3 separate regions of the Mus musculus genome follow, and all the other regions are linked to region 1. The links are chromatin loops, found by intact Hi-C in ENCODE. Cell type or tissue: heart. All regions are shown on one strand.

What was found. Hi-C counts contacts between places; a loop is a spot of excess contacts. Peaks named below come from ENCODE experiments on the same cell type or tissue, not always from the same donor. Only the 100,000 strongest peaks of a DNase experiment are listed, where the experiment ranks them.
Region 2: a loop joins it to region 1, with 2.4 times the contacts of the local background. A loop is called at or near these places in 9 of 42 quality-filtered maps.
Region 3: it touches region 1 in a loop (2.5-fold over the local background); 7 of 42 quality-filtered maps call a loop at or near these places.

Annotation. Positions count from the first base shown.
Region 1 is chr15:66,895,298-66,903,297 of GRCm38, reverse strand. The region is part of intron 1 of Ccn4 (cellular communication network factor 4); the gene reads right to left. Among named protein-coding and RNA genes, the nearest start is that of Ccn4, 7.9 kb to the right of the region's middle. In heart, CTCF peaks have their summits at 3,214 and 3,414 (motif pointing right); a DNase peak (open chromatin) is centred at 3,427; H3K27ac peaks cover 1,390 bases.
Region 2 is chr15:66,820,053-66,828,052 of GRCm38, reverse strand. It overlaps Tg (thyroglobulin), which reads right to left. Exons shown (of 48, transcript NM_009375.2): 42 at 626-790. All of the region lies in intron 1 of Sla (src-like adaptor), which reads left to right. Among named protein-coding and RNA genes, the nearest start is that of Sla, 7.8 kb to the left of the region's middle. RefSeq lists an enhancer at 891-3,752. In heart, no CTCF peak of the experiment used is centred here; DNase peaks (open chromatin) are centred at 3,302 and 7,622; H3K4me3 peaks cover 882 bases; H3K27ac peaks cover 4,970 bases.
Region 3 is chr15:68,200,733-68,208,732 of GRCm38, reverse strand. The region is part of intron 3 of Zfat (zinc finger and AT hook domain containing); the gene reads left to right. Among named protein-coding and RNA genes, the nearest start is that of Zfat, 54 kb to the left of the region's middle. In heart, a CTCF peak has its summit at 3,429 (motif pointing right); no DNase peak of the experiment used is centred here.

The DNA of each region.
Region 1 (8,000 bases):
GAGAATTTCCTGATGGAAGAAACTAGCTAAAAGGTACTCACTCAAGAACCATCTCGGAAGGCAACCAAGAGGTGCTCAGGAGCTGGTGAAATGGCTTAGCCAGTAAAAATCTGATGACCTGAATTCCACCCCTTAGAATCCACGTGTAAAAGACAGACATGGCAGCACGCAGTTCTAATCCTATAGCTCCGATAATGAGATGGACGCAAGAGAGAGGAGGATTGCTCTGAAGCCATGGACCAACCAGCCCAAGGTGTGTAGTGCAACAGACATGGCAAGAGACATCTGCCTCAACCAGGCAGAAGGAGCTGGGCACATAGTAGGTGTCAGTAAGCCCCTATCAGCAGAAATGATGAGTTCAATCTATATCCTCAAGTGAACTTTGAACTCTTAAGGGCAGGATTACCTTCTTGCCACTCCCCTGTTTTGTGGTATGAGTAAACACACAGGTTTCTGAGATCTCTACAGCTAATATTTATGGAGGGTTCCCTGCAGCACGTGAATATACACCAGCTCACATATTGTCTAACAAATTACAAAGTGGGCCTGCTGATTTTCCTCAGAGTGGTGAGGAACTGGGGCCCTTAGAGAGTCTTAAGTGATCTGCCAATTGGTCTGTAGAAGGTCACCTAAGGAGTCAGGGGAAGGGATCAAGTTCTTCTCTGCCCTAAGGTTTAGGAAAAAATGTTTTATATAATAATAATAATAATAATAACAACAACAACAATTATTAGTGTGTGTATATGTATATATATATATATATATATATGTGTGTGTGTCAGTGTGTCTGTGTGTATGCTACGTGTGTTCATATGCTCATACAGATGAGAGGAGGGTATCGGATCCCCTCCAGCTAGAATCATAGAGGGGTCATGATCTGCTGGACACAGATTCTAGGAACCAAACTCTGGTCCTCTGGAAGAGAAGTGAGTGCCCATTACTACAGACTACAGAGCCAGTTTCTCAGCACCTTCTCTAAAGCTTTTAAGTAAATAACTCATTTGCTTTTGTGAAAAAACCATGGGGAGGACTTCTCCTGGGGCCTCTGGTGGCCAAATAGAACAAGACCTGGTGAACCTTGGACTCAGAATACAAATTGTAAGTCTGTAGACATCCCCGTGGAAGCAACAGGCATGCAGGCAAGCCCAATAGCTGGCAAAGCTTAGCCTCACAAGATCTGGGAGCAGGGCCCTGGGTGCACTGAGAGGATGGGAGGAATTTCCTGGTGACTCAAAGGGAGGAGCAGCCCCGTGTGCACTTTAAGGTGACATAGAATTTCCCAGAAGCACCTTGCTTGGGAGGAACATTGTCTTAGAGCATTACAAGCCCTTTTCTGCACCCATACTTTTCTTGGGATTCTGTCCTTTCTGTCCCTACAGGATCCCTGCCCTCTTCTAAGAGAGCCCTGGCTGTCACAACACAAGCAGTCAATGCGCCTACCCCAAACTAGACAGATGCATCTGTGCAGACACAGTACCCTGGGACCCTGTAGTATCCTTAAGAAGGAAGAAAAGAGAAAAATAAACCATCAAGTAAGGAGAAGGCTGAGTAGGAAGGACTGAGAAAGGAAAAGAGAAATAAGAATAAAAGCTCCTTGGTCCTTCCAAATTGACGTGGTTCACATAAAACTCCTTTTACAATGTGCTTCTGGCACTGAATTCTGCAGATGCCACAGTGTTAACAGGATGACAAGAAGAGAGTGGCGTGCCCAAGATGCCTCCCAAACCGCATGCACAGCACACGCTCAGTGAGAGCTGGCCTGCCCAGCTACATGGCTGCAGGCCTGCCTGTCTGTCTCTGCTCACTCTGAGACCTTCAATCCCTGCTCAGGAATCGTTAGAAGCACAGCCCAGCAGAACTCCCTGGATTTTCTTCCCCACCAGAATCACCTTGACAGTCCTAGTACACTGATGCCCAGCGTTGTCTCCAGAGAGCCATTCATAGGCTGCTGGAGGGGATACAGGGCATCAAGGCTCTTCTAGATAGTTCTGAAGGCAGCAACCATCAACACAGAGGCCCTGATCACACTTGGACTCTGGATTCTTCTAGACAGGCACGAGTCGGCCTGTAGTGCTTGTGATTCTTAAGAGGGTAGGAACAATGACTTGAGAACACTGGATGGAGGACAGGGTCAGAACAGAGCCTCGGGTCATCTTTCTGCTTTAACATTCTTTACGCCTAGTATGAAGTACCTCCAAGTGTCCTACAGAGAGCTACCAGACATGGCTTTGGGACATATCTTTCTTTCACCCCTCAGGGCAAAATGCTGTTAAGTGATGATTTGAAATTCATCTTAGCCCTTGAGAGTTTGTTAAAGTACCTGAAAACAGAGAAAAAGAAAGGCATAGCTTGCTAGCAATGTCCCTAAGATTCCCATACTTCTGGACAAAAGGAACAATATGGGTAAGCAGGGTAAAGTATTTTTTGATCCCTGCTGTCAAACTTACAGGAATGCTAAAGCTGATTGAAATTGAGAAGAAAAGTCTATCACTGTAGGGAAGCTCATAAATGCTTGTAGCAGCATTGTGGGAAAGCCTGCATATGCGTTTGTACCAGTGCCATGGGAAAGCCTGCATACGCATCTGTAATATGCTGTTTACAGGTGAGCAGTGGCTAAGGGTGGGACAGCATGGTCCAGCGCTCTAGATGAACCCAGAAACTAAGTGATCCTTGGGGCTTCACACAGTACGATCACACCATTTTAAAAAAGGTACTCACTAGGAACATAGGATCAGAATAGAGGACCTTGCCTGGGTGGAGAGAACCCTTTAGGTCACCCAGTGATGGGTGACATGCTAGTCTCTTTTCTCAGGGCATGAGTGTCGAGAGGACACAGGGAAGTGGGGGGATCTCATGTGACACCCTTACCACTGCCAGGGCTGGGCAATGGGGACTGTAGTTCTATCAGAACTCTCATCCTCATTTTAGAAAGGGTGGCAGTGGCCCGTCATCAACCTAATGAGAGGCACTAGTGTTATTTCCATACCCAGTGGAAGAAACAAAGACTCAGAGCTGAAGCAACATGTTGGTCTAAGTGCCCACCAGTCCTTCTGACTCTGGGGTCCCTCCACAGTGGTTGTCATTGCTAGCTGCACCATACATACCCTCATCCACCCATGTTCATTTATTTATTCTCCCATCTTCCCACCATACCTACACACTACGTCTCTACCAGGTACCTTGTCCCTTAAGAGGCAAAGCATGGGCCACTGCAGGATTGCATCACAACAGAGATGATCCCTAATTCCAAAGGGCCCCGGAAGAGGAGAGAATGGCTGGATCTAGAACTCCAGAAAGGGGAAATCACCTGAGTGCCCACAGGTGTGAGAACAGACTTGGGCAATGCTCAGGGAACAGTAGTGAGTGGTGTGGGTGGGGAAAGCCTGGCTGAAGCCTTTGGGCGACTGTGCTTAGATGCTCCACCAGAGGTCAGTGTCGAGGCAGAAATGGTAGATCACCCCCTAATGTCTGGGGATGCTGAGGAGTCTCTGGGCCTAGAAGCAGCTGCTGAAAAGAGAGGCTCTGTGGGAGATAGGAGATAGGGTAGGTCTGGGCCCAGGCAGTGGCTTGCACCACAGGAACCTAGGGGTCCCACTGTTTTGCTGCCATATTTCTGGTCCAAAGGACCATGCCAGGGAAGGTGCCACTTTTTCAGTGCCTCCTGGGAACTTCAGGACACCAGGTCCCCTAGACTACTGTATGGGAGGATCTTAGCTCTCAGCCTTGCAGACCTGGGCCAGGCATGCGTGGGAGACCCTTTCACTTTACAACACAGCATTGGATTCCCCCCTCCCCCAGGCTTTGTTCAAGAGGATTTTCAGGGAGTGAAGTTGCCCCGAATTTTCACTCTAGCTGGCTAGAGGGTAAGAACAAGGGCCGTGGAAGACTGCAGTTTTCTACCCATCCATTTTACTGCATTTGGGGAGTCACTGGCTGGACAAGGCAATTTTGTATGGAGAGGATAAAAGGGGCAAGAGTTGAGGATCTTTCCAAACGATAAGCACTAATTTAATCATTCCTCCAATGTACAAAGAGGCAAGACAGGGTAGACAGGACTGTGATCCTAGCCCCCGAGAGGCAGAGACAGAAGGATCATGAGTTCTGGGCTATCAGCATGCCATCTCAAAGGGAAAGGACAGTGCACTTAGAGCCTCTACTAACCTCCAGGTACAACGGTACATGATTGGTACCAGCTCTAGGCCCTTCCTCCTAAGGAGACGAGAGTGTGAAAAAGACCAAGGGCTGGAGTTATAGCAGCCACATCCTGGCTACACCCATCTCAGGGTTTCTATGTAGGGTAAAAATGGTTTCAGTACTTTCAGAGAATTTTAATAAAACCACAATAAGGCAGGGTAATGAGCTTAATCTTAGTACTTGGGAGGCAGAGGCAGGTGGATCTCTGAGATGGAGGCCAGCCTGGTCTACAGAGTAGTACCAGGTCAGCCAGGGCTATACAAAGAAACTCTACTTTGAAAAATCCAAAATAATAATACTAATATTATAATAATTCACTGTCATTCTTCATATTTCTTTCTATGCCTACCAATAATGTACATTACATAACATATAACATATACTATATTATGTATAATTACATATTTTATAATGAATATATATACAACTCATGATATAATTAAATTATATGTGCTTACATTAACTTATATTGTGCTTACAAGTTTATATATGTAACTTAACATATATAAACTTGAAATATAATGATTGTGAGACAAATATTCAAATGAGATTTTGAATCTCCTAAGGTTGAAACAATGACACCGTCCCCTCCATGACCAGCCTTCATCATCACCTGTACTTTGTTGACCTTGTTACTTTTTTGTTGTCTAGACACATGTACACACACACACACACACACACACACACACACACTCACACACATACACACGTACACACGTACATGCACATGCACGCACAAGCGCACACACAGAAATGTAGGAACTCGTAGGCACCCAGTGTTTTCACAGAGATTCTTAATGTGTCTGTGAAATGGGAGAGAGTTCTAGAAACTGCAACCTACATACAATTATGATGGCAACACAACGAGTTGCTGTTTTATCATTTCTTCATATGAATCCTCAGAGCATGCTCAAATGGCACAGGACACCTTGAAGAGCATTTTAATGGCTTCTTTGAATCAATACTGCGTATAATTTATTTATTTTATATGTTTATTTATTTATTTATTTATTTATTTTTGGTTTCTAAGACAGGGTCTTAATGTAGCTCAGGCTAGCCTCAAACTCACTATGTAGCCAAGAATGATATTAAATGCCTGATTCTCAGGCCTTTACCTCCCATGGGCTATTATTACAAGCATGTGCCACCATGCCCTGTTTAAAATCTGGCTTTCAATAGACGGTTCTATCTTGGTGATAACTGCAGAGGAAAGGCAGAATGCCAAGTTCTCTCTTATGTCATGAGTGAAATGAACCATAGGAAGTCAGACCTGCTCGAGGCCTCTAGTATGGAGCTGAATCCCAACTCTCAGGCATTGCTCCTTCAGATCATACTCAGGATTCCTCACTTGGTAGCAGAGGGAGTGTGAGGCAAAGTGAAGGGAGAGAGAGGCGAGAGAGCATAAAATGTTTCTGGGAAGATTTCCACGGCATCTTAAATGGGGAGAATAACTGACCAATCAATTATTCAGTTCAGGAAGGGTGTCTAAGCTGGAGACAATCCTAGATGAGGTGGGGTGAGATTCAGGCAGCCATTGGTGAGAAAAGATAGACCTGGGGTTTAAGGATGTGGTGATGGCAGGCAGGGGCCATGGTCCATGGAGAACACAAGGCCCCTTCCCTGTAGCAGTCAAGCTATGGTAACTATAATGGTAGATGTACCTTGGGAGGTGACCACAAATAGAGAAACTGAGATGTTTGAACTGTTGCTCATCTTCCTCTACTTCTACAAAGGTGTGTACGTGTGTGTGTGTGTGTGTGTGTGTGTGTGTGTGTGTGTGTGTGTGTGTGAAACACATATATATGGATGTAGATTTCAGTGAGAAAGGCAGGAACTGGAAGACTTGATGACTCCAGCTCGCAAATCATACTGTACCCACAACCAAAAGAACCCTCCTCCAATCTACAAGAAACTTGAGCTCTAGTCTCACTCATACCCAGTACAGCTTATATTAAAACAAGGCTCTGTGAAGAGGGCTTCTCCATCCATTGTGGCTAATAAACCATTGCCTGGTCTGTGGATTGGGCTGACTCTTATCCCTGGGCTGCTTAGCCTCACCTTTTCCTGACCGCTGTCCAATTCAACCTGGTGTACAGGAACAGTGAACCATCGTGTCTACTTCCCAGTTAGGGACATCGAGCTTGAGGCTAGCACAGGGCCTGGAAAAGCTGAGCTCCTGACTTTTGATTTGATACCAAGACTGGAAGTCACTGCTTGTTGTCTGGGCTACCTAGCAACTGCATCAGGCCCTCTTCTAATGCTCTCTGGCCCTCTCCATCAGGCATCTCTACTTTAGATAGGTCATTGGTCACTCCTTCCTGTTCATCTTTTACACATACAATCTAACTAGCCATCATCAGCCCTGACCTAGACTTAGGAGTCACAGTAATGCCTGTTCTGAGCACCTACAGTGTTTTAGCACAGCCGTTGACAGACCAGTAGGGGACAGATCAGATCAGGGAAGAACCTAGCATAAGCCAGGCCAGTCAGTGTACAAAGGCCTTGGGATGATGAGCCCAGGTAGCTTGAGAGTTGAGAGATGAGAGATGTAATGGTTTTGTAGGAGTAAGTGGCATGGGAAAAGGATGGGGTGAAGTCAGTGTAGTTGAGTTGTGACCCCTTCCACCCGACAAGGGTAAGATTTATGGAGACATCTGTAGCCCTGCTTGCGGGATGTGAGGAAGACTTCTTGGAGGTGACCCTTGTAGGTGCCCTGAAATAGACAAGGCTGGCATGGAAGAAGAGACAGCAATTCAAGGAGGCTACCATTTTGCTTAAATACAGGGTTGAAGGTTAGCTTTTTCTAAATATTCCTCTATCCTGCCAGCCTGCTTAGACCTCTCTAGTCCTGGGGAGGTTCCCAGCCTATTTTCCTTCTCTTTATTCATAGGCCAGAGTCAGGGTCCCTGGAGGAGTCCTCAGAGTCTGGATTCTGCCCTCCCTACCCCCTGTCCCCCAGCAGATCTGCAATGGTGGTGAAAATTTCGCCTGGACTTGCCTCCAGATCTCAGACTGGTGGGCGGGCCAAGATCAAATCACATCCCTGGAGTGCTCATTATCCCCTTTCAGAGGCCCAGTTTCTCCTTCTTCCGCCTCTCCTCCCCCTCTAGCCTCCCTTTCCTTTCAGTGGGAAAGACTAGAAAGAAGAGGAGAAAGTGGAGAAGAAGGTAGAGAAGGGGGCAGGGAGGGAAGGGGGAGGGGGCTGAGGAATCAGGATGTCAGCACTAGAGCAGAGAATACCTTATCTCATGCATTGTTTTAAAAATCACCATCATCATCACTATCATCTCTACTATTTCTATTGTCACCACCATGTGTGTCACAATCATCATAAATACCATTATCACCACCATTTCTATCGTCACCATTCTTTCATTACCACTATTGTCATCAGCAGCAGCAACAACAGCAGCAGCAGTAGCAGCAGCAGTAGTACCACCATCATCATCATCATCTCCCTTAACAGTAGCAGCATCACCTCGCCCGTTTTCCTTTCTCTTTCACAGTCTCCTAGGATGCTCACCAACCTCCCTCTCAAGGCTGGAGTCCTGGATAACAGGCTTTAGAAGATACCCTGCACTGCACATAGTCGAGCAGATGCCTCACCGTCGTGCTCTGCACACACATAGTACTGAGTCCAGTTCCCCTAGTGCCTGCACTCCTGGGTTGGAGGCCTGACTGAATCCTGGCCTCCACTAGCTTGGGATCTAGCATTGTTGCTGGGATGGAGAATGGGCTTGCTTCTGCAGGCCTCGTGTGTTCTCTCTCTACCCTTCCCCTCCAGGGACTCCCCATCCCCAGAATCT
Region 2 (8,000 bases), 75 kb after region 1:
AGGAGACCCTCCCAGAACCTGTTGGCTGAAGCAACAAGAGGTTTCCAGGAAGAACGGCAAGAAGAGGAAGGGCTTAAAGTTAGTGTCTGTGGCAGGTGACACTAAACAGTGTAGCCTATGTAGGTGCAGATGAGGACAAGACTTAGTCCATATCGTAGGGTCCAGATTTGTTATGAGGATCAAGCCTGCTTCTGCATCCTCTACCAATGTCAGAGGCAGCCAGAATTGCAAGCTGAGAGCAAGGTCTTTACTGGTAGAAAGGGATGCCCCACTATTGATCTAAGGGTCTGTGACCTGACCTTGTGCCTCTATGGTCCTAGTGGGGTGTGACCCTTCTCAAGTTCTATTTCATTTCATCTCTCAACTGTGTCTCCATTATAGGCTCCACGTTGTACATAAGACATCCAAATGACAGAGAAACATATCTTTCAGCAGCAGCCTTGTATGTTTCTTTGTAGCCTGTGGCTCCTGCAAGGACTAGGACTCAGGAGACAAGTTTATCTTTAGTTGGTCATGCACTGGGTGTGTATCTTGGTGGAGACCATCATCACATCTGGTTAGACCTGGGCCTTTCATTTGTAAAGACAAGAGATTGTCCCTCCCTAACCTGTACACCAGCACCTACCTTGGTCTGAGCATCATTGAGAATGTTGGCAGGCTTCTGGCGGAGACATGATACCACTTCCTGGATGGATGAAGTAGGGCATCCAACCTCCTTTGCCAAGGCTGCAGCTTGCTGTTGGGCCCTCTCTGGGCTGATAATTGCAGCCGGGGACAGTGCAGAGCCTCCCTGGAAAAGAAAGAGCAGGGGTCAGGCTAACAGTCTGTACAGCTTTGGCTGCTGCTTAGGACCCTCAGGTCTTAGCTGAGTTCTATAGTTTCTTCCATACGCAAACACATGGGAACCTTTGATATCCTACATGTATGAATGTCAGGGTTGACCTACACAGAACAGCATCCTTGTGTAAACTTGACTAGGTCAGTGCAAACCTTGGTTTCCTTATCTGTGAAGAGAGGGTGCCGGTCTTGCTGTTCAGCTAAAGAAGTATAATGAGGTCAAGGGTGATATAGCTCTGAATGCGGACTGGAAAACTTCTGGTAAAGCACTATGCAAACTACAGCCACCTCCTCTGCAGAGAGCTCAAGTAGCAAGGTTTCCTAATTCTAAGTTGTAGTTGAATGTGAACATAGAGGCCCTCTGGAAGACACCATCATTTCAGCTTACAAAGAGGTATATAAGGTACAGAGAAGTTGCTGGTGCCTAGTCAGACATACAGTGAGACATGGAGCACCCAGAACTCAGCAGTCCTGTCACTGAACCTCTGCAGGCTACTTAGCATGAGTGTGAGGACTGTACACTTGGGAGTATTTCTCTAGTAGAAGCGGCCAACTTCTCTGAAAAGCCTGTTGTTAATAAGAGGCGCATCAGGGGCCTGAGCACTCAGCCACAGTGAGGCAGACTCTCACACATACCTGGGAGGCTCCTGATGGGAGAGTGTTATACCTATCCCATATTGATGTCTGGTTTTTAGTCTTTAGAGGGACCTGTGACCAGAGCCTGAGGCCAAGCAAGCAGTAGGAAGCCCATCCGAGGAACAGGAAAGTACACAGGGGGTGAGCAGGAGGAGGGCTGAAAACCTAGTAGCTATATATAGCCTGATGACCAAAGCCCTTTCCAACATCTCTGAACAGTACAGATAAGGCCAGAGAGCCTGGGCTGCAGACACAAGATAGTGTGAGGTAGCAGACAGGGGGTTTTGTCTTTTACTGTGTTTTATATACTAAATTCAGCCTGCTGGTGCCTCCTGCAAGATATACAAAACAGACTTGTGTAAGCATCTGCACTTACAAACAAGAGAGGACCCTCTAGGCTCCTCATGAGAATCAAGAGAGGTGCACATCAAACTTGCATCCAGCCGGGGCCTGGAGTGTAGTGACATTGGTAATGAGTGACATAGTGGGTGACTTGTCGTGAATGTGAGTTTTACACCCTTGATTTATTTCTGTAACACCAAGTGACCACCTGTTTTTTTAAAAACCACTTGCTATGTTCCTGTAACAGAATGGTACTCACACTCGAGGTCTTCACAGTGCGGCATAGCATTCTGTGCTGCTAAGTGCAGGGGGTGGGGTGGTGGTAAGTGGCTCCAGCAGAAGTTATCAACTTTCTTAATGCTGCAACTCCTTAATACAGCTCCTCTTGCTTTAGTAACCCCCAGCTATAAAAGTATTGACATTGCTACTTCATAACTGTAATTCTGCCATTGTTGTGCACTGTAAATACCTGCTATGCAGATGTTTTCGGCAACCCCTGTGAGAGGGTCATTTGATTGCTCCCCCACTCCAAAGGTCATGACCCACAGACTGAGAACCAGTAGCCTACAGGAACGCCTGAGAACATGAGGATTTCAGGGTGGGCCTCTGATGTTTTCAATATCTCTGCTAGCTATAAATAGCTGGGCTTCTTGATACTCGGAGGAAGTGGGTAAAGGCGTGGGTTTCACTGACACTGTAAGATAGCTTAGAGAACTTTCCTCTCTCTTTTTGTTGTGATCAGTCTTTCTGAAACCTTGTTCTTTGTGGAAAGTCAGCAGTTAAGTAGGCTGTCCTCATTTGGGGGGACTTGTTAGGCCTTACAGCTGGTGGTCCTCGGACAGAGCCCGGGAAAAAAGCCTGAGCTTAGAGGAAAGGGAGCAGACCAGCATTCCAACCCTGTCACTCTGATGGGGCCGTTCAGAAATCGTGGCTTCAGTGTGCCCAGGAAGACTCCCTCTCACACCGCTCTTGAGGAAATTATTATCTGGCAAGGCAACAGAGGCACATAGTGTGTGTGTGTGTGTGTGTGTGTGTGTGTGTGTGCGCGCGTGCCCTGATGGCCTTGACTTCAGGATCAATATTCTTATGCAGGAAGAGAGTCCCAAGAGGCCTGCTCTATTTCCTTCCTGTGCCTTAGTTCTCCTTTCCTTGCATTCTTGCTGTAATGTATTAACTTCTCAGGGAAGGAACACCTGGGAAATCCACACCCGCCTCCTCACCAGTCAGCACCAGGTTGCATGGGTTGTGGCAGTCTCAGCTCAGAGGGAGACAAAGAGCAGAAGAGTTAGGCAGCACTTCTGTGTATCATATCAGAACCGCCCATGAATCCTCACTCTAGAGGTGTCAGGAAGTTGGAAGCTGTGCACCCCACGTCTCACAGCTGCCAAACATGAGGCACATCTCGGGCAGCCACCTGCAGCATCACACTCTACCCACTATGCACTAGCAGGCTTGTCAGTGGCCTTGGTCCCTGCCTGTCTCTGTGAGAAGCAGGGCCAATATCCAGTAGGAAGGCCCTGTCTTAGAAACAGACAGACTGAGGTTTTGGTTCCAGTGCAGTCTGCTATTTTTGTCAGTTCCCATCTTGGCATGGAACCCTGTGATCAACTGCTCCAAAGAAGATACAAGACAATGATGCAAAAAAAACCTTATACTGTAATCAGCACACAGTGTATGTGAATGCTAATTATCATCAGGAGTGGAATTAGCTATTGGTTTCTTTCCCACAATGCAATGTGCGATCCAGCTCCCTGCTGGGAGGAAGCAGATATATGACTCTACAGCAGTGCAACACCCTGAGGAGCACTGACAGCTCCCACTGAGTTATGGTCTCCAGTGAATTCAGCCACCATTTGCTTTTCAAGAAGGATCCACCTAAAAGTGTTTTGAGTCTGATTTTATGTAAAGAGTCTTGTGTCCTCAAGCTGTGGAAGAAATCCAAGGTTTTTCGAAGTACAGACTGTACACCAGAGTGATAACCCTCTGCTATTGGGACCAGGACAAAGGCTAGAATTCTTATACACTGAGAACTCCAGGGAGGGGATGCAGGGCTCCTGTATGCCTGGAGAATTCTGCAGAGAGGCAGGAGCTGAGAGGACTTTGAGAAAATGAGCAGAAAGGGGCACTGGCAGGTAACTACTCCTGGGGAGTGTCAAGGATGGCAGATAGGTTAGGAATGTTGAAGAAAAACCTGGGGTCTAAAGATCCCAGCATCCCTGTAAAATGCTATATATGTGTTAAAGGAGGGAGCCAACAAACAGAATGGATGGGGACATAAGTAGGCTTTCTAGGAGGAGGAGAGAACTCTGCATAGAAGATGTTGAGAAGTAAGATCAGAAGATAAGTCAATGACAGCCGTGTGAGAGGGGGTTGCCATAAGCAAATGAGCCCTAGGGTGCAGGCCAGGCTTCTATAGCTACAGGAAGTCCTCTGGGATTTTGGCCAGACTGAAATGGCTTGAGCACATGGCAGACCTTTGAGCAATGACCAAATATGAGTGCCTCAGGGATGTGGGCTACTGAAGCCAGAGCAGTGAAGTGATTTTTATACCACGGGCTACAGCCGTATGTAAAACATCCATTGCCTATAGAGTAGGGCAGAAGTGAACTGGGACAAAGAGCAGAATTCTGCTTGATAGCCTTAGTGCTAGAGGAGGTGGAGGAGCTGGAGGAGCTGGAGGAGCTGGAGGAGCTGGAGGAGCTGGAGGGATCATCTGAGGCAGGAACCCAGCCCAGACTCCTGGGTGGTCCAGGGATTCTGAGTAGAGATTAGAGCCAGAGAATGTGTCCAGTGCTTCATATCCTTCTTTTCCTGGAAATACACTCAAACCTGAGCCTGCCACTGAATTCCATGGACGTTGGAATTTGAGCATGCTTCTGAGAGGCAAGAAGAACCTGGGACAGACCTAGAAACTGTAGCAAAGAGACTTTCAAAAGTAGTTCCTATCCAATGTTAACATTCTCTTGTATGCCTTTAACCAAGAGGCATCCCTTTGCTTGATCCCTGGGACCATGAGTCATACTGAAGTCTGAAGCATTTCAGTCTTGGCAAAAATCTTAACATGAGTACTGACAATAGTTAATGTAACTTCCATCTTGAAACTAGAATCTACAAAGTCATATAGACCACTTCTCTTTTCTTCTTCTTTGGAATCAGTGTTCTTGGTTTTACTTAGGCTATGGAACTTGGGTGGGTAGCATTAAGGTGTGGCTTGCTATTGCTCAGTGTCCTTTGCCTGTCAGATGGTACCGATTTACTGTGGAACAGAGTGGTAGCTGATACAAGCCAAAACCAAGGGCACTTTTGTAAGTAGAAACTGAAGGAGACTAAGTGTACATGTACATGTGTGTGCGTACATATGCACATATTCACGTGGAAAGTGAACGGCATTCAGCCTTTATAAGGGGCCTCTTAAGAGCTGGGGCATTAATTTATGTACATTCTTATTCTGTGATCCCTACAACAACCCTCTATATATTAGCAACTCCTACCCACTTTTCAGATTGGGAGAACACAGTTTAGAAGGAGGAGGCAAGGTGTGTGAGATCTGGAGACTTGTAATAACAGCCCAAGTTATAAATCCTTTAGCTTCCCCCATGATCTACCACCTCCCACTAACAACAGCCCCATCTTAGCACAGAGCTTCATGAATTCTTATTCTCATTATGAATGGCTGACAGGTGGCAGCCAATAAGGAAGAGGCTTGCAGGGGTTGTCAGAGAGCGGGGAGATGATATGAGATCTTTCTTCCCCTGTGTCAATCAGGAGTGAATGATGGAGGCCAGACTTACATGGGGCTCTGTAAAGAAGATTCATGACTGCAGACTGGGAAGGACACAAGGACAGAACACTGTCCTGTGAAGTCTCTTGGCAATGGTTTACAACCTCTCTGTACTCTGCTCAGTTCCATTAGCTATAGAACCTCTTCTAAAGACCCCAGATCCTCCTTAGGACTTTCTGGTCCCAGGAGGAAAGGGAAGATGCAAGGAAGGAGAGGGGTTTTTCTTCCATGCTTTGGAGGAAGAACACAGCAACTATGTGAGATCTCGAGAGGAGCTGGGGCCTGTGGCCACTACTACAGGAGGGCAGCTAGAGATGTTTCACAGGGGCTAGTTGGGACTAGCCACGAAATTTAGGGCAGGTGGAGAGACAGAGATAAGAAATTGATAAGGGCAGGCTTTTCCAGGTGAGACAAATCAGCACCCAGCAATTTGGTAAATTGTAAAGGAAAGAAAAAGAAGAAGAACAACTCTGTGTGTGTGTGTGTGTGTGTGTGTATGCATGTGTGTGTTTGTGTGTGCATATGTGTGTAAAATTTCCATAGATTCAGAAAGAACATTAAAGATGTTTAATAGCTTCCTGGTACCCAGTAGAAGAGACTGAGATCCAAGTATTCTGATTCCAGTGTGCTTTTCCATGACAACGCAGTGCTCCAATGAATGACAGGATCCAGGTGAGATTCATAGGCAGTCTGTTCCAACTCTTCACCCTATTACCTGCCCACACCCCAAGATTACATAGATATTTAAACTTTGTCAATTCCTAAAGCTCCCTGCTCCCACCACTTATAAAGGGCCAGTTGTAGAGTTTACCATCTCCTTATAATTTCAACAGTGTCATTGTCTTCATGAACTGTCATTGCAGTTGCAATTAGAGAGGCATTTAGGACATATTTTAAAAGCTGATTCTACCCTACAGTATGACTGATTCTTACCATAGGACAGCAGACATTTGCACATGTCACATGAATAAAGCCACAAGTAAATGGTATGGCTAAGGCCATTGATGGCCACTCCACAGGGAAACAAGTAGTGAGATGGAACAAAAACCCATAGGAGCAAGGTCTGGGTGAGGGGACAGTCTCCAACAAAAACCTCAAGGACCCCAGTGACCCCTTCCTGGACATTCCTTTTGTTTGGAAATAGACATGATTGGTGTGGGCTTTGCCCCTCTGGAACGGATTTGCACCTATCTCATTTTCTCTATGTCTCAAAGTCTTGACAAAACACCTTTTGCCATCTGTTAAATATGTCATGTTTAATTGACTCCATTGCTTTCTGACTGTCAGAATCCATTTAAGTGCATGGCAGTTAAAAATTACTAACTTGCCAGACCAAGGTATCACCCTTGAAAAATGCCACCTTAATGATTGCTGAGGTGGGGTCGGCACCCCATCGTAAAGAGGACTTGCTTGTCCCTATCATTCATTCCTGAGACCAGCCATCCAGTGGTCCCTGAGACTATGGGGAGAAGGGGACAGCTGGGTCCACAGCTGGCAGGGGAGAGGGTAAACTATGGTTCAACACTTCCTGTCACTCTTCAGTTTTTAATACATTTCTAGGAAGGCCTAGCTTCATGTCACTTATGGGTAGCTTTGTAGAAGACATACATTTTCTTTGTTTTACAGTTGGATCTGAGAGCTGCTTGAACACTATGGTTCAAGATGCAAGACCTAGCCTGCCCTAGGAAATATATATGTAGAACATGGTTTGATGGGAAAATAGGCCTTGGGAATATAGAATAAGAAGCTGGGAACCTGTTAGAATAGTTCACATCTGCAATGGCCATCACTGGAGGTGATGCTGGACAGAGAGTCAGAAGTTAGCTAGAGTGGGTAGAGACAATACATTGCTCTAACAGGGGTCTCTACATGCTACAGGAGACAGAATGAATGTTTGAGGGAGACTCTTTTCATCTCCGCAGCTGTCTGTTGAGCCACTGAATTGCAGCCTGTGACTGTAGCTTCCAGTTCCTGTTTGAGACATCCTGTTCCCATAGTCTATGTGTTCAGATGGACTTGGCACTTCCATGGCACAGCTCACTTCCTTATCTCATGGTCTGAGCCCAGCTCCCACCAGGATGAGGGCACTGACAGCTTCTGAGCTCCTCACTCAAGCAGATCCTTACTTCAGTTGCTACCCTGGGCAATCCTGCAGTCTCTTGCTAAGGTTATGATGGACTCTACAAGAAGAATATGCATACTTTTGCACCTCCATGTTTGTTCTATCTTTGAAGTATATTTCCTATCATGACCTTCAAATCTGTCAGATGAAAGCAAGTATAAATTATTGTTATTTTGAAGAAATATAGGAAGTGTCTTAGTTAGGGTTTCTATTCCTGCACAAACATCATGACCAAGAAGCAAGTTGGGGAGGAAAGGGTTTATTCAGCTTACAATTCCATAC
Region 3 (8,000 bases), 1.3 Mb before region 1:
CTGAGCCATATCTTTACAACTTTTTATTGTTTTGAGAATTTCATACATGAGTATATGATATTTGCATCATTTTTACACTTCCTTCTCTCTTTTTCAACTCTTCCCTCACCTCTGTCTTGGGGCTCATGCCCTCATCTTGTATAATTATTATTGTTATATACATGTACACGTGGTATTTGTGTTTGTGTGTGTGTGTGTGTGTGTGTGTGTATGTATATATATGTGTGTGTGTGTGTATATATATATATATATATATACATATATATATATACCCATATATACATATATATAGGTTTGGGGCTGACCACTTGAGACTGGATAAGCTATTTGGAGGTCTCTGGAGAAAGTTGATTTTCCCCCTCTAAATGTTTCCTAACTGCCTATAGCTCTTCACTTAGGAGTGAGGCTTGGAACATTTCCACCATCCTCTTGGCTCGTCACCTGGTATGGTAATTATGAATGTTGTTTTAGGCAACCGTAGTTTTGAGATTTCACAGGTGCGGCATGTCTATCATGTCTAAAAGATACTGCTTGCAGCAGGCATCCTGGTCCTTTGCCTCTTCCCATCCCTTATTTCGTCCCCATCTTCTATAGTTGTACTGTAGATATGTAACTGAGGGTGAGCACCTCAAGGTCACTTGTTCTTTGCATTTTTGATCAGTTGTACATCTCAATAGCAGCCTCCAACTGCTGCAAAATGAAGCTTCTTTGATGAGGGGTGAGAGCTACACTTTCCCATGGATATAAAAACAAGTGTATAGAATATAGCAAGAAGATATATTGATTTAGGGACATGGTCGTAGTGGTTTCTCCTTTAGGGTCTGTAAGCTCTCAAGCAAGGGATAAGTAGCCAGGTGTACAGTATCAGGCATTCCCTCTTATCGAATGGCCTTAAGTCTAATCCATTTGCCTACAAAATTAATGATGGTTGTTTTTTAATAGCTGAATACTATTCCATTGTGCAGATGTATCATATTTTTAAAATGTATTCTTCAGTTGAGGGGTATCTTAGATTGTCTCCACTTTCTGGATATTACGAATAAGGCTGCTATGAACATACTGGAGCACATATCCTTGTGGGATGGTGAGACATCTTTTGGGTATATGTTCAGGAATGGTATAGCTGGGTTTTGAGGTAGAACTATTTCCAGTTTTCTGAGAAACTGCCAAATTGGTTTCGAATGTGGTTGTACAAGTTTGTACTCCCACCAGCAATGGAGGAGTGTTCCCCTTGTTCCACATCCTCTACACCATATGCTATTACATGAGTTTTTGGTCTTAGCCATTCCGACAGGTGTAAGATGGAATCTCAGAGTTGTTTTGGTTTGTATTTCCCTGATGACTAAATACTTTGAACATTTATTTAAGTGTTTCTCAGCCACCTGAGATTTTCCTCTGTTGACAATTCTCTGTTTAGCTTTGTACCCCATTTTTAAATTGAGTTATTTTGGTTGTTGTTGTCTCAAGTTCTTTATAAATTTTGGATATTAGCTCTCTGTCAGATGTAGGGTTTGTGAAAATCCTTTCCCAATCTGTAGGCTGCCATTTTGTTCTATTGACAGTGTTCTGTCCTGTGTGTGCGTGTGTGTATAAGTATGTTAAGTAAGCTTATAAAACAGTATGTTTCCAGGTATACATTTTAAAACTGTATTTTTTTCACTATCAAACAATCTGTTTCCCAGTACCTCTTCTATTGCCAGGGTGATTCTCAGTGTTCCGTGAGTGTCTCATTTAGTTGTCAACCTCAAGAGAAAGACATAGTAGGTGGTATGCCTTAGGAGAGAAGATTGCTCAATGTGATGATAGTTCTGACTGGCCTGGAGATAGCTATGTAGACCAGGGTAGCCTTGAATTCAAAGAGATCTGTTTTTTTTTTTCCATTTTTTATTGGGTATTTAGCTCATTTACATTTCCTATGTGATACCAAAAGTCCCCCATAGCCACCCACCCCCACTCCCCTACCCACCCACTCCCCCTTTTTGGCCTTGGCGTTCCCCTGTACTGGGGCATATAAAGTTTGCATGTCCAATGGGCCTCTCTTTCCAGTGATGGCCGACTAGGCCATCTTTTGATACATATGCAGCTAGAGTCAAGAGCTCCAGGGTACTGGTTAGTTCATATTGTTGTTCGAGATCTGTTTTTTGTAAGCCTCTGTACTGCTGGAATTAAAGGAATGTATCACTACTACTTCCATTTTGAAAAATATTGACAGCCTGTATATGATACTTGTGACTGTTTTGCTAGGTGTCACAACCCCAAACAATTAGCAAATGTCAACTGTTGTCATTTTTAAAAGCCATATGACATTTTTGCATAGTTCTATAGTCCCGGGGCATTAGTACTGTTTTTTGTTTGTTTGTTTTTGTTTCTTTGCTTGTTTTTGAGACAGGGTTTCTCTGTATAGCCTTGCCTGTCCTGGAACTCACTTTGTAGAACCAGGCTGGCCTCGAACTCAGAAATCTGCCTGCCTCTGCCTCCCAAGTGCTGGGATTAAAGGCGTGTGCCACCACCACCAGGCTAGTACTGTTTTAATGTAGTATTTAACATGCAGTTTTATCATTAGTCTTTGCATGTTATTTTGACTTCGGTACAGGCCTCATCACATGGTTTGGGGGTGAAGAAGGACCGCTTTACATTTCAGCACATGTGGCTGTTGTCAGAATGACCTGCCACCTCAGGTCTCCCTGCTCCCTTCCAGCTGAGACTGTGTCCACCTTGCCTTTGTCCTCTTGGCCTCCACTGAGTCAGTAGTTATCCTGCTGTTCTCATGCAAAGCAGGCTTTAAAACTTTCAATCTGTGGCCACTCATGAGGAATGGATTCTCTATGTACATGGCTAGGTTATTGGCTATTTGTGTTCGTAGATGGCTGGGGTAGTCCTCATTCATATGATTAACTCACTCTGCATCTGGACTGTCCTATGTACTTAAATTATTTCCCACAGTTTATCATTTACTCTCTAATGTCTTTTGCATTTCTTTTCTACTCTTTTTTATACTAGCGTAGACAACTGTCATCATGTCCTCCAATGATGAAAATATACTTCTGTATATTTTTGTTTCTGGTGTGCTTTCATTCAGTCTACATATTTTAAAGTTATAATTTGGAAATTGTATTTCTCCATAACTTGAGAAGTAAGGACACACACACACACACACACAAAACCAATACATTAATGTAAAGAAATTCTTAATAAATATTATTTAGTTAATGAATTATTTAAAAATATAAGGTCTACAGAGAAGATAGGGTCTTGCAATTCAAAGTCTAAAAACCCCTTAAAATTAAACATTGTGCTTTGGAGTTGCAAAGACAGTGCAAAACGGCCCCATGTCCCCACCCCTCACACAGAGCCAAGGAGTATCAAGATTCCCAGTGTGCCCTGTGGTTCAGTCACTTGTTGCCTGTATAGATTTGTCAGCCATATTGCCAGCAGGTGGCAGAGTTGCCCTGTTCCCTCAAAGCTCACCTGTTGCTGCTCTTTTACCCACATTGGTCTCCCAACACTTGCCCACTGATCTAGTCTCCAAATCTGTGATTTTGTCATTCTGAGAATGCTGTGTAAACTGAACAACACAGTATGTGTTTCTGTAAGATTGGTTAAAAAAGAACTGGGCATTTAAGCTCCTTTTCTAATTTAGTCCCTGAGGAATTTAAGTCTAGCCAAGGTGTTTATCCAGTGTCCCCGTTGGGGGGAGGTAAGGAGCAAGATCTGCTCTTTCAGGCTGTGTCCTGAGCTACCACATTCCTGCCTTAGAAATCCCTGTTATCTCTGCCTTAGGGGGACAGAGCACACTCTTTCCCCAGGCCTCTGGCAGGGAGGGTTTCCTGTACCTTAGTAAGAAATCAAAGTTCCTCTGCAAGCTTCGTACTGTTGGCAGTACATTCTGTGATAATTAGGCAGTGACTGTAGCAAGGCAGGCAGGCACCGTCCTCCTCACAGGATTATCAGTATACATAGTAATAAGCCCCGTGGAAAACATCCTCATCCGTCACTGATCCCCGTGGCCTAAAAGGTCTTCAATTTCACAGATACCTAACGGGAAGGTAGAGCCTCGTTGTTTTCCCCACCTCTGGTCTGGGTGGACGCCTCTCAAGTCTGTAGAAGTGCCCTTATGCCCAGCTGCCTCGGGCTGAGCTCAACATACTGCACGGTGCTCCCTAGGCTACCAAGCACAACATTACAATCGGAAAATAGTCACATAATTCTTCCAGCACATGCACTGTAAAGAGCACTTCAGTGACATTTCAGAAATTGACCTTGACTCCAGAGCTTGTTAAAACAATTAGATGAAAGCAAAATAAGTGTTTTCTCTCTCTCCTCTGAACCCTGGCAAGTTAAAATAACATTTAGAATATGTATCCAACATTTATTTATTTTATTCTGCATTTCAATAGTAAGAGGAACTGGGAAAAGAGTTTTTTCCCCTGTTGTGATGAGGAACAGCTGGTGTTTTTGAAAAACATTTTTCAGCCTGCAGAAATCAATATGTGAAGCTTGTGAAAGTGGCTTCTGAGCCCCCAAAGTTTCCTATTACTGGGGTCATTCCCTGAAAAGAGAACTGTGAAACTCCCCACTGCTCTTGTTAAACATTCCTATGGAAGAACACACAGTAGTTTCCAGGTCTTCTTGAAGACACACTGTGTTCTCCTGGAGTTTTCGACTGTACTTCCTTCAGCTCTGTGCCTTATGACACAGTTGCTTGTGACAGTTGCTGGACACTTGATGAGGATAGTTCTGAGTTGCATTTGAGAGTCTGCAGGTGGCCTTCTGACCAGCACACATTTCTCCTTGGGAAAGTGAGTGATGGCTCTGTTTCTTTTTGCTGCCTTTTCGTTGCTTTTTTTTTCCCCCTCCTAACAACTCAGGGAACATTAGGAAAAGATAGCAGACTAGGACACCCCAAGACTGTCCTCAGCACAAAGGAGATCTGTTTGCCCAGAGGAACAAAGGACAGAGAATAAGAGACAAAGGCAGGAGATGGAAGAAGAGGGAGAAGGGGACAAGACCAGGGGAGAGAAGGAAGGAGTATTTGTCTTAGAGGACAAAGGACTGCCTCTGGATAGAGGATACTGATGTGGCCCATAGGCAAACGGCAGTTTATAAACGTAAAAGGGAGCCCCTGAGTTAGGATGAGGTGTTTAATTTTAACTGGGCATGCTAATTAGGTGAGCCAAAGGGGCTTTTGATTACTTCAGTACTCTGAGAGCTGGACCTTGGTAGTTAGCCTCAGGAGGAAGAAGGGGCCAAAGAAGGGAACAGGCTTTGGGAATCCAATCTAATAGTTTTTAGCAAGGCAAAGAGAATGAGGGAGAAGGGCAAAGCCTGCCAGAGCCCTGTTTGTCATGCTTGGACTGCCTAGAGTTCCTCCGGGAAGAGACACCAGTAGGCATCCGACTGAGCTCAGCCTTGGGCACCATGTAGTAAGGATGTGTGTTGTATGTCAGACTTTTTCCTATACAGACACAACACACACACACCAACTCACCCTAGATAGGGAGACCAAAGTTTGGATACCAACAAAGTCCAACTTGGTGAACCAGTAAGTTTTATTCCGGTTACTTATAGGAGCAGAAATGACTCAAAGCCAGAGCTGCACCACCAAAGCCCACCTCATAAAAGTAGAAAACCTGGAGCACACTGTACAGCCTGCAGGCCGCTCAGCGGGTTGGAGAGTCCTTTCCAGGTGGCTCAGGTGGTCTAGACCTCTTCCAGGCAGCTGGCTGGTTTCTGCTGCAGCATGTGGGCTTGACTAAGACTCTTCTGGGTGAACCCTTGTCTTGGCTTGTCTGAGAGTGACTCTCAGCAGGCTGGAAGGGTGGGTGTGGGCTCTTGAATCTGGATAATTGTAGGGACTTCCTGAAGCAGTTTGAGATGTTTCTTTCTGTCTTAGGGAGCTTCTCTGATGGATGAAATATTTTGATCCGAGAGCTCGCTGCTACATAGTGCTGTGGCCCTGCATGGTTCTTTCCCCTGGGATTCAGTTGCTGCAGCCCTCCTGCCTTCCCGCTCTACCTGCCTAGTCTTCTCTAATGCCCTTCTCTTCTGCTCATCACAGAACTGTGCCAGATTCTGCCCATAGGCATAGGGCATGGCTCAGGCCACTCCACCTGAGTGGAGCTCTGCTGACCTGTCCTTTAGCAACTTCTGGATTTTTGACCTATGACTGCCCCTGGACCCCTGGTCTTTTGTCATGTCCATGTAGAGGTTATGTTGGCTTTACACCAGTCACTGTCTGATTCTGCTTCTGGACCTAAGAACCTGTCCAGAGTGTGCAGAGCATAGAGTGCTCTGTGCTTCTTGCTCAAGTGTCTCCCATGTCCAACCATCCCCACCACTGATGTGCCTGGCCTGTCTTACCATGGTCTGGGACTGGACTATTTGTCACAGTCCACTTCCTCTTTGCATTTCTTGCTAGAAAGTGTTCCCTAGATTATTTCAGTGTTTGCCTCCTGCAAAGTCTTCTTGGCCCCCTTAGCCAGCTATTTTGTACTTTTCTGACTGTGAGTACAGTGCCTACAGCAGAGGCAGTGCCGGGGAGGGAGAGGGTCTGTGGATGCACAGGCTTCTGATTCTTTATACAGCCTTCCCATTCATTCTTGGTGTTGCCTGGAGAAGGAGGGAATTGAACACCTAGAGCTGTGAACCTGTGGGAAGCTATAGGGTATTTAGGGAAGCTTCCATGGGCCTGGAAGATTAGACAGGGAAGGTTTCCATTTGCCTACTTCCAGAGGTGATGGAGGCCTGAACTTCTCACTCTTAGTGCAATTCCACAAATGTAGGTGGAGGGATTAGAAAGCCTGGCACTGCTGTCTTCTCGTGCCCAACTGAGCAAGCCACTAGGCAAGGCACTATATGTCTGCCTCCTTCTACCACTGGATGCTGGGGCAAGTGTCTTCTCCTCCCTTGGGTTAAGAAATGGAGGGTCTTCTAGACTTGAGAAATGTCTTAAGTCTGGGTGGAGAGTGCATGTGGAAGTGAAGAGTTGGGTCTCGATCTCTGAAACTCCCAGGATCCAGCTCTTGCTATAAGGGTCACAGTCTTTAGGAGGCAGTGTCCTGCACTGTGGATCTTGACTCTTTTGCCTGCCTTTGGAACAAAGGATGCTTAGGCACCTTTTCAAGGATCTAGGATACCCACTAAATCCTGCCCCAGAAGATTTTGAACCACTACTTTAGGAAGGAAGGCTCTGCCCATATCTTGGAGGCAACTGGAAGCTGCATGCTCTTAGGACTATGCAGTAGAGGCCTGCTGGAACATGACAGAGGCAGTGGCAGCAAATAGATGGTCGTGTTGCTGCCTGGTTTCAGGGGGCTGCTTGCTCTATTCCAGTGTGAGAGGCCAGGGCTGGGGTGCCTGTAGTGCTGCTCTTGCCACTGGGCTTTACTGAGCTGAGATGCAAGTGTATATAAACTGAGGCTTTCAGCACCAGATTTATAAATGGAGAACGTAGCCAACCACTCCAGAGTGTGCTTGAGGGGAAGGTTTTTATTGTAGCCAAGGAGAGGCAAAGGGAGGGCTGAGGGGGAGGAAGGAGGAGGAGGAGGGAGAGGAGGAGGAGGAAGGGAGGGAGGGCACTCATGGCAGAATAGCAGAGTTATATGGGAATGAGAATCTGAGAGAGAACAGCAGTGAGCTGGAGAATTTTAGGGTAGGGGACAGGGGGAGCCACAGGTACTCGTGATACTGAGTGAGCCTGAAGGCCAGCATGCACTTTGGTATATTAATGGGACCAAAGACAACCTTTGGTCCCTTCTGACAGTGTTGAGGAAATGGCTCCTTTGGGAGAAGGGAATGGGGCCCCGGAATGAGGGCCAGGACAATTTCCTTTGGACCCGACACAAGCAACGGTTACTTATTGTAAGCCTTGTCCAGAGGACTGCTCTGTGTCCCTGTGGAAGTCTCTCTGACCTGCGAGGAATAGATGATCCAGGGTTGGCAGCCCTTCACCAAATTACCTAGGCTTCCAAGATGTTGAGGAAGTCTGCTGTAGCTCAGTG